Linked DNA regions of Homo sapiens: region 2 is linked to region 1. Evidence: chromatin contacts called from ENCODE Hi-C data. All regions are on one chromosome and are shown on one strand. Each heading gives the region's core, a stretch centred on a gene start or an enhancer-like site at or near the end of the contact. The rest is flanking DNA. Distances are from core to core; before and after follow the strand shown.

Region 1 (4,595 bases), core at 1,570-4,069:
CATTGAAGCTCTCTGGGAGATGAGGACTAGTGGATCTGAGATTCAGATAGAGCTGGGTACACAGGCCCCCAGCCACCACCAATGGGTGGGCAAAGCCTGGGCTGGAAACACACACCAGACAGGGCACTTTGCATATTTTGTGGGGTTTGGGGGAGAATGGGCTCAGTGTGCCTAGTCTGGAGCAGAGAAGAAAGTGGTTGGATGGAGGTTCTGAATGATCATGAAGCACGTGGTGGGGGTGCAAGTCTTCCCCCCACACCCCAAAATCTGCACGATGCAAAATAAGGAGCATTCATCTCAGCTTTGAGTCGGATGCTGGATTTGGAAGCTCCAGCAGAGAGGCCAGGGGAGGAGAACAAAAAAAAAGAGAGAGAGAGAAATGGAGAAAGAAAACAAGGGAGAACCAAGAGAAAATGAAACAGAAAGAGAACAGATTCTGAGCATAAGAGAAAAACGGAGACAGAAAGGAAAAGAGATATGGTGAGAACTCGGGAGAGACAGAAAAAGCCTAGTGAGACAAAGACGGAGAAGGCAGTACAGTTCACCTCTGCCGGGAGCCTGAGCACCTCTCTCCTCTTCGGGTTCTTATTTCTTTCCAGCTCTGCCCCTGCCAGAGCTCAAGGATCCTTTAAGCCCAGGCGGGCAGGGCCAAGTGCTGCCAGAAACTGCAGTTCCATTTGAAGTCTCTCATGGCCGAGCCTAGGAGGCCAAGTGAGATTCATCCTGCCTGTTCCTGGTTGAGCTGGGCTCTAACCAGCGTTACTACTATGCTCTGTAGATGCCTGTCCCCTGACAAGCTAGAGGGTCAGGTAACAGCACCAATAAGCAGAAGCTGCCCGGGTTAGGGATTCCTTTTCCAGCGGGCTGGCTGGTGAGTCAATGCTCCACTCTGTAACCAGCACTCACCAATTCCCTGTCCCTAGCAAGATCACCTCCCCTAGATACTGTGGGGGACAGTGCTAGGCCTGAGAGGAAGGGGGACAAGTGGGCATCCCTGAGCCCCAACACAGGCATCCACAAATCCTGCTCCCTCAACCTCCGAATCCACAAAGGTAAGCGCAGCTAGGAGTACACACACAAACACAAATACAAACATAACCCCCTCACACACACATACACACACACACACAAAAGCCTACAGGAGTTGCATAAACAAAAAACTACTGTTTGCACAAATACACACATTTGCAGGCACACACACACAGCGACTGGCACACAAACATAGCTCTTCAGAATTCTGCACTCACAAACACAACCAAGCCAGCTCAGTCTCATACACACAGGGTCTCAAGCATGCACGCCCTCACCTACACACAAACACACACATTCAGATTTTTCAAAGTACACCTTCACATCAATGCTTGCAAACACAGACACAAACACTCTTACGTGAATGCACACGTACACATGAAAACACCCTCACATTTATGCATCCTCAAATAAGCAAACACACATAGGCACAGACCAACAAAAATAAAAGTGCACACAGTGATAAACACAAACATTAGCAGGACCATACACAATTACAAACACACGAATCTGCACACACGAAAACGCACACGCAGAAATTTACTCACAGGATTGATGGTACTAACACAATAAACAGATGCAAAAATGGAATTCTCAAACAGCGAGTATACACTAACAAGCTCAGGAAACACACCCAAACAAACATTCACAGCCAAGTGCTGGCACAAACCCCTCCAGCTCCAGCCCTTGGTCCCAGGCCCTACTCCCTCAGCCCCCTTTCCAGAAGCGAAAGGCAAATCCTGGTTGCCCATTCCCGGCTTCCCCAACTAGGATCCCTGGTGGCCACGCTGGCCCCAGGGGAAAGGAGGCCTGGTCCCTTCTCCTACTCAGACCCACACACCCCCTCCTCACGCACACCTGCCAACATCCCCCCTCCCCCTTAACACACACACACTCTCTCTCCTCACACTCTGGGCGCCCTGCCGAGCACGGAACATACGTGCGCCGCTTCTCCTGCGCCCAATGAGGGGACGAACTTGCACACCCAGCCCGCACGGCGTGAATACAAACAGCGCTCTCATAGTCGCTGGTGTCCCCCGCCTCAGCCGTACGACCCACTCACCACAGTGCCCCATAGGCTGACCTGGAATCTGGAAGGTGCAGCGAGGAAAGGAGAGACGTGGTGAGTGCCACCTCCGAGCTGTCTGCGGGAAGACCCGTCCACCCTGAATCTCCCCCTGTCCACATCTCCCTCAGAGCCCCGTGAGCAGCGCACTCAGGCCTGAAACTCTGGAGTTCGGGACCAGGCCAAATGGCACCCCTCCTGCTCCCCCGCCTCCCCACCCTGGGCCTGGGCCTGGGCTCGGCGGCCGGGCGGGGAAAACTACCCAGGCCGCGCGGTCTCCACTAGCTCTCTCCATGAGAAAGGCCCGGCTGGGCCCCAGCCCCGTGTATGACAAAAAGAAGCCGGGGCCGGCTCCAGGAGCCGGGAGAACCGCGCTGACGCAGCTTCAGGGCGCAGAGGGGGCGCGGGGGTGGGGGAATCCAATCTGGGCTGGCTGGGCTGGAGAAGGGGAGCGAAGTGTGGGGCGTGGGGCAACTTCTGCAAGTTCCAGGGATGGCGAAGGGGGCAGGGGTACCTCCCGGACTAGGCCTTGGAACCCGTGACCCCCAAATATTTGTGAGGAGAAAGAGAGAGGAAGAGAGACGCAATTTTCGTTTCGCGCTGCCCCCGCCCCGTCAGCCCCAAACTGGAAGGTAAATACTTACTTAGCCTCCGAACCAGGTACAAGCTAATACTCAACAATACTGATGCCTTGTTTTTTTTGCTCTGTCCGGACAGCAACGCTGTAGCCAATTTAGATATGCTATAAATTTAAGAGGTTGCCATGGCCACGGTGCGCCCATTGGCCGCTGGGCCCCCTACGTGCAGCGCCACGTCACCAAATCTGAATAAGGATGCGCGAATTACGCGGCGACCAGACAAAGATGAGGATCCGGACCGCTTGAAAGTGGGGGAAAGTGCCGGCGCCTCCGCCACCGGGGAAAGCCGCTCCGCAGCGCCGAGGCCAGCAGCCACCCGAGATACCTGGGGAAGCCCGGAACAGGCGCCGGGGCGTGCGGCCCGTGGCATGAGGTTGTGAACGCCACCCGCCCCCCACCACCCCACTCCGGGCAGCCCAGCGCCAGGCCAGAGATTGCCCAAGGACTGGACCGGCTGAGTCTTGGTCCGGACCAGACTCGCCCTGCAGCTGCTGAGACAAGAGGCGAAGGGCAGCGGAGGGCCCGGCAGGCCCGAGGGCCAGGGGCCCAAAGGGAGGGCAAGGCGGCCGAAGCCGCCGGGGCGCGGGGCTATGATGGTGCACTGCGCCGGTTGCGAGCGGCCCATCCTCGACCGCTTTCTGCTGAACGTGCTGGACCGCGCGTGGCACATCAAATGTGTTCAGTGCTGCGAGTGCAAAACCAACCTCTCGGAGAAGTGCTTCTCGCGCGAGGGCAAGCTCTACTGCAAAAATGACTTTTTCAGGTAAGAGGCCGCGCCGCTCTGCTGCCTGCGCGCCCACCCTGCGCGCGCTCCACTGGGGCGCTGGGGAAGGGGATACCCCCATCCCCATCCCAGCCTCCCCGGATCACAAGCTTAGATGGGGAGCGGGCAGCACTTTGCTCTCCTCCTGTCCTTGGTCCAGGAAAGGTCCCGAGCCCAGGCGGAGGAAGAAGGACGCTGCTTCGCTGCCTCACGTTGGCTCGAGGCCGGCTCAGAGCGCTGGCGGGGCAGAGGGAGGAAGCCCTGACAAACTTGCTATCCACTCCTCTCCGCCCCTTCCAAGCAGCTGCAACCCCAAGACAGAAGCTTCAAGCCCCGTCCCGAGAGAGAGGAAGGATTTTTGCATGAGTTAGAGACGCCTGAAGGCTTCTCGCTCCAGGCAGAATGTGTGAGCCCATCGGCCGCAATCCCAAACAGAAACTTCTCAGCTCCAGAGGGGGCCCAGCGAGGAAGGTCTCCCCTGGTGATGGGAGGAGAGAACCTCCCCCACCCACCTCCCAACCCCTTAAACATTTCCTCCCATGTTGAAAAGTAGAAACGAAATCGAGGCTGAGAATCAGGACCTCTGGGGTCTAGACTGGGCTGTGGCACCTCCCCAGCCCCCCTACCCCTGTGGGCCCTGTGGCTGGCCAGGGCAGATCACCTCTCTGGGCCTCAGTTTCCCCAGCCTGGAAGCCACTGGAGTTTGGGGCAGCTGAGCCCTACCTGTTTCCTCTGGGCACCCAGAGCCGGCTTTGTGAACAGGAATTCCCCGCGCTGAGGAATGGGGGCGTGAATCACGCCACAGAGAAAGGCAGCCTGCCGGCCCCAGCGACTCCGCACTGAGAATTTGAATGGGAGAAAATGTCAGCCGCTCCTTTACACGTGTTAACTCCCTGGACCCGGAGGCCCGATGCCCCTAATGTAGCAGTGCTTGCAAAGTGCCTAATGATTTTTGATAAGGTGCATATGGCCAATTACGCTGCCGGATAAGGCCAAAAGTGACTTATGGCTTCTAATGCCCTCACTACATCAATGTCACCCAAATTCGCCCTGTTTAGAGACATGGGTGTGAGTAGATGTGGGGTCCCTAGAGTCCTGG
Region 2 (4,188 bases), core at 1,352-3,851, 1.2 Mb before region 1:
GGCGGCCGGGCGGAGCTTGGCTCCACGTGGGGCTGGAGAGCACGCAAGCCTGGAGTCTCGGCGCTCGCTTCTCGGCTGCCGCCGGCTTTTGTAGAACCGAGTGGCCGGATGGCAGCTCGCGGGGAGGCTCGGCCACCCGCCCGGCTCGCCCGGGGCGGGGAGAAGAAGGAGAGCTGGAGAGAGAACCGGCCGCGGCGGTCGGAGAGGCGAGCGGAGTGCAAGAGAGGCGAGCGCCCCTGCCCGGCGCCCGGGCGCGCTCTCCGCCTTCCCCGCCCGGCTCGCCTGCTCGCTGGCTCCCTCCCTCTCTCCCTCCCCCTTCCTCCTTGGCCCTGCCTCCTCCCTCGATCCCCGGCTGGATGACTGAGGCATTTCAGACGTGGGCTGAACCAGAGCGAGCGAGCGAGCTCAGGGGCTGCAGCGATCTCTCGATAAGCCACCTAGAGGCGACTCTGTGCGCGCGCGCTCCCCAGTGGCTCCCGCCCGCCCTCTGATCATGTTGACATATTCACAGGACAGGCAGTAGTACCGATGCGGCGCTGCGACGTTACAGTTTCCGACACCTTCTTTTTATAACTCAGCTCTATCCCCCAGCACTCGACCTGTGAAAACCACGCCTATGCAGCAACACAATTGGTCCGAAAGCGTCAAAGAGCCAATCAAGAGGCCTCCGGCTCCCCGCAGCCCACAGCGCAGCCCGACCTTCTAGAGCCGCCGAGCAGACGCCCGGTGAATTCTAGAGGCGGCGGAGGGTGGCGAGGAGCTCTCGCTTTCTCTCGCTCCCTCCCTCTCCGACTCCGTCTCTCTCTCTCTCTCTCTCTCTCCCCTCCCTCTCTTTCCCTCTGTTCCATTTTTTCCCCCTCTAAATCCTCCCTGCCCTGCGCGCCTGGACACAGATTTAGGAAGCGAATTCGCTCACGTTTTAGGACAAGGAAGAGAGAGAGGCACGGGAGAAGAGCCCAGCAAGATTTGGATTGAAACCGAGACACCCTCCGGAGGCTCGGAGCAGAGGAAGGAGGAGGAGGGCGGCGAACGGAAGCCAGTTTGCAATTCAAGTTTTGATAGCGCTGGTAGAAGGGGGTTTAAATCAGATTTTTTTTTTTTTAAAGGAGAGAGACTTTTTCCGCTCTCTCGCTCCCTGTTAAAGCCGGGTCTAGCACAGCTGCAGACGCCACCAGCGAGAAAGAGGGAGAGGAAGACAGATAGGGGGCGGGGGAAGAAGAAAAAGAAAGGTAAAAAGTCTTCTAGGAGAACCTTTCACATTTGCAACAAAAGACCTAGGGGCTGGAGAGAGATTCCTGGGACGCAGGGCTGGAGTGTCTATTTCGAGCTCAGCGGCAGGGCTCGGGCGCGAGTCGAGACCCTGCTCGCTCCTCTCGCTTCTGAAACCGACGTTCAGGAGCGGCTTTTTAAAAACGCAAGGCACAAGGACGGTCACCCGCGCGACTATGTTTGCTGATTTTTCGCCTTGCCCTCTTTAAAAGCGGCCTCCCATTCTCCAAAAGACACTTCCCCTCCTCCCTTTGAAGTGCATTAGTTGTGATTTCTGCCTCCTTTTCTTTTTTCTTTCTTTTTTGTTTTGCTTTTTCCCCCCTTTTGAATTATGTGCTGCTGTTAAACAACAACAAAAAAACAACAAAACACAGCAGCTGCGGACTTGTCCCCGGCTGGAGCCCAGCGCCCCGCCTGGAGTGGATGAGCCTCTCCATGAGAGATCCGGTCATTCCTGGGACAAGCATGGCCTACCATCCGTTCCTACCTCACCGGGCGCCGGACTTCGCCATGAGCGCGGTGCTGGGTCACCAGCCGCCGTTCTTCCCCGCGCTGACGCTGCCTCCCAACGGCGCGGCGGCGCTCTCGCTGCCGGGCGCCCTGGCCAAGCCGATCATGGATCAATTGGTGGGGGCGGCCGAGACCGGCATCCCGTTCTCCTCCCTGGGGCCCCAGGCGCATCTGAGGCCTTTGAAGACCATGGAGCCCGAAGAAGAGGTGGAGGACGACCCCAAGGTGCACCTGGAGGCTAAAGAACTTTGGGATCAGTTTCACAAGCGGGGCACCGAGATGGTCATTACCAAGTCGGGAAGGTAAGCAGTGGGGGCCTCCTCCCCTAAGCTGTTGGAGAGTTTTTTCCTCCCTTTATTTCTCTGCTCCCAGAACAGTCGGTTGGTCGGTTATTACGGCTTGGACGAAAAGTTAGTTCCCCTAGAAATGTATGCACAGACTTCCAGGCCCTGCCCCGGTGGCAGGAAATTTCAGCTTACCTGGGCATCTGCATGGGTCTTGCATTTGGTCTGCATCCTGGGTTCCCTCCCGAACAGACAGAATTTTTCAGTGGAGCACAGACATCCCTGCAGGGAGCAGGAAAGAAAAAAAAAAAAGGCACTCTACTGCAAGAAACTCACTCTTCAAACCCTCCTGGAACATCCTTATTTCTTTGTTGATGTTGTGTTGTCTGTTTTATTTTGTTCTCAGAGAGAAAAACTTAAAGCCCTTTCCTTTTGTGTGGGTATTGGGAGGCCTGACACCATTCCCCGGCCCTTTCTGCCCTCCAGTCTAGCCTCTGGGTCTAAAGGGGCCTGCTGCTGCCCTGGTCAGAGAGAAATCGAAGGGCATTTTGGTTTGTTTGCCCACACTACTTCACGTGTCTGTAACCCAAGGGCGAGTTCAGCAGGCAATTTTGCATAATTTAAGATTATGTTTGCAGACTTAAGGAGCCAGTGAGGAGACACACACCTTTTTTTTAATGTGTGAATATTATCAACCATATTTTACATAATGTTTAAAGGTCCTTGCCTGACCAAAACCTGCCTGGAAGAGAAGATCCTGTAATAGTCATTTAAAATCACTGATTTTTTTTTTGTAATAGCATTGAAGCCTGTAAAGGCATAAAGTTGATACAAAAATAAAATCCCCTTCATGATATCTTAAGCGTTCTGTCTCCTTCCAAGCTAAATGAGGCCAAAGTTTGGCATAAAATCCTCCTCAAACTCACAAGACATTTAGTCAGTTTTCCAGCAAAGTGCTTCCTTGCTTCCTTTTAAGTCAAGACTACAGAATGCCAACCCTTCTGTGAAATTAACAGCAATGTGGTGGCACAGTCTTGCGGTTTTGGACTGGCCTAAGAAGTGGGGGAATGTGTTAGCAGCTCCACGGGCAGATCGGTTATCAGGCCCAGGAGTGCACCGAAGTCTGCAAAATTCGTTCTGGGAACTCACTGAAGTCCAGTTTCACTTCGCCCACAGCGGGATTGCTATTCTGCAGCAGGGAGGGGTGCAACTTGACGTTCATTTCCTTGATAAGTTTAACATTTTCTCATCAATGGGTGGTGGAAAATTCTAGTCTTAACTGACCGCGCTTTACAAAAATCTTACCCCAACCTGTTTAGATCTAGATACCCACAGAAAAAGACATGGGCAAGAATTTGCTCTCAGGAGGGCAATCTGTAAAGTCAAGCAAGGACAAAAAAAATATTGAAGAAATTGTTAGACAATGTAGAGAATTGCAGTGCCACAATGCATTTGTTTTGAACCTTGGGACGTCTAAATATGGCGAAACTGAGAATATTTAATACGTTAGTTGTGGAAGAAAACGATTTTGCAACCAGTTGCCTCACTCTGAAACATGTAAGCTTATCAGTCACAATATAAAGTCTTAGACTTGGTTTCAATATTATGTGATACATAGGAAATCAAACCCAAGATTACGGGTGGTTTATCTTTCTTTTTCTTTTCTATTCTTTCGTTTTATAGGCGAATGTTTCCTCCATTTAAAGTGAGATGTTCTGGGCTGGATAAAAAAGCCAAATACATTTTATTGATGGACATTATAGCTGCTGATGACTGTCGTTATAAATTTCACAATTCTCGGTGGATGGTGGCTGGTAAGGCCGACCCCGAAATGCCAAAGAGGATGTACATTCACCCGGACAGCCCCGCTACTGGGGAACAGTGGATGTCCAAAGTCGTCACTTTCCACAAACTGAAACTCACCAACAACATTTCAGACAAACATGGATTTGTAAGTTTCATTGCTCTCTTCAGTAAAATTTTCTCCTCCTTCACTCAGTCAAAGGCAGTGCTTCCCATTTCATGAGTTTCAGCCCAGACTTCTCCTTTGCTTCTCCCTAAGCATAGCAAACTTGTCCTCGTCTGGAAAAAGGATTCGGGGTGTTTCTCTCCAAATAATGGAAGG

The links. Hi-C counts contacts between places; a loop is a spot of excess contacts on that map. Pooled maps may share reads with other maps.
Region 2: a pooled map shows a loop between it and region 1 (16-fold over the local background). The contact joins the promoter of TBX3-AS1 here to the promoter of LHX5-AS1 in region 1. A Hi-C loop is called at or near these places in 11 of 37 single-sample maps with no recorded cell type and 11 of 50 pooled maps.

What each region holds. Positions count from the first base shown.
Region 1 is chr12:113,470,227-113,474,821 of GRCh38, reverse strand. It overlaps LHX5-AS1 (LHX5 antisense RNA 1), which reads right to left and starts at 2,819. Exons shown (of 2, transcript NR_126425.1): 1 at 2,740-2,819. It overlaps LHX5 (LIM homeobox 5), which reads left to right and starts at 2,951. Exons shown (of 5, transcript NM_022363.3): 1 at 2,951-3,496. The coding sequence starts at 3,324. RefSeq lists an enhancer at 3,069-3,869.
Region 2 is chr12:114,680,705-114,684,892 of GRCh38, reverse strand. TBX3-AS1 (TBX3 antisense RNA 1) reads right to left here and starts at 2,601. Exons shown (of 2, transcript NR_187552.1): 1 at 2,259-2,601. TBX3 (T-box transcription factor 3) reads left to right here and starts at 718. Exons shown (of 7, transcript NM_005996.4): 1 at 718-2,081; 2 at 3,747-4,014. The coding sequence starts at 1,693. RefSeq lists a promoter at 207-716.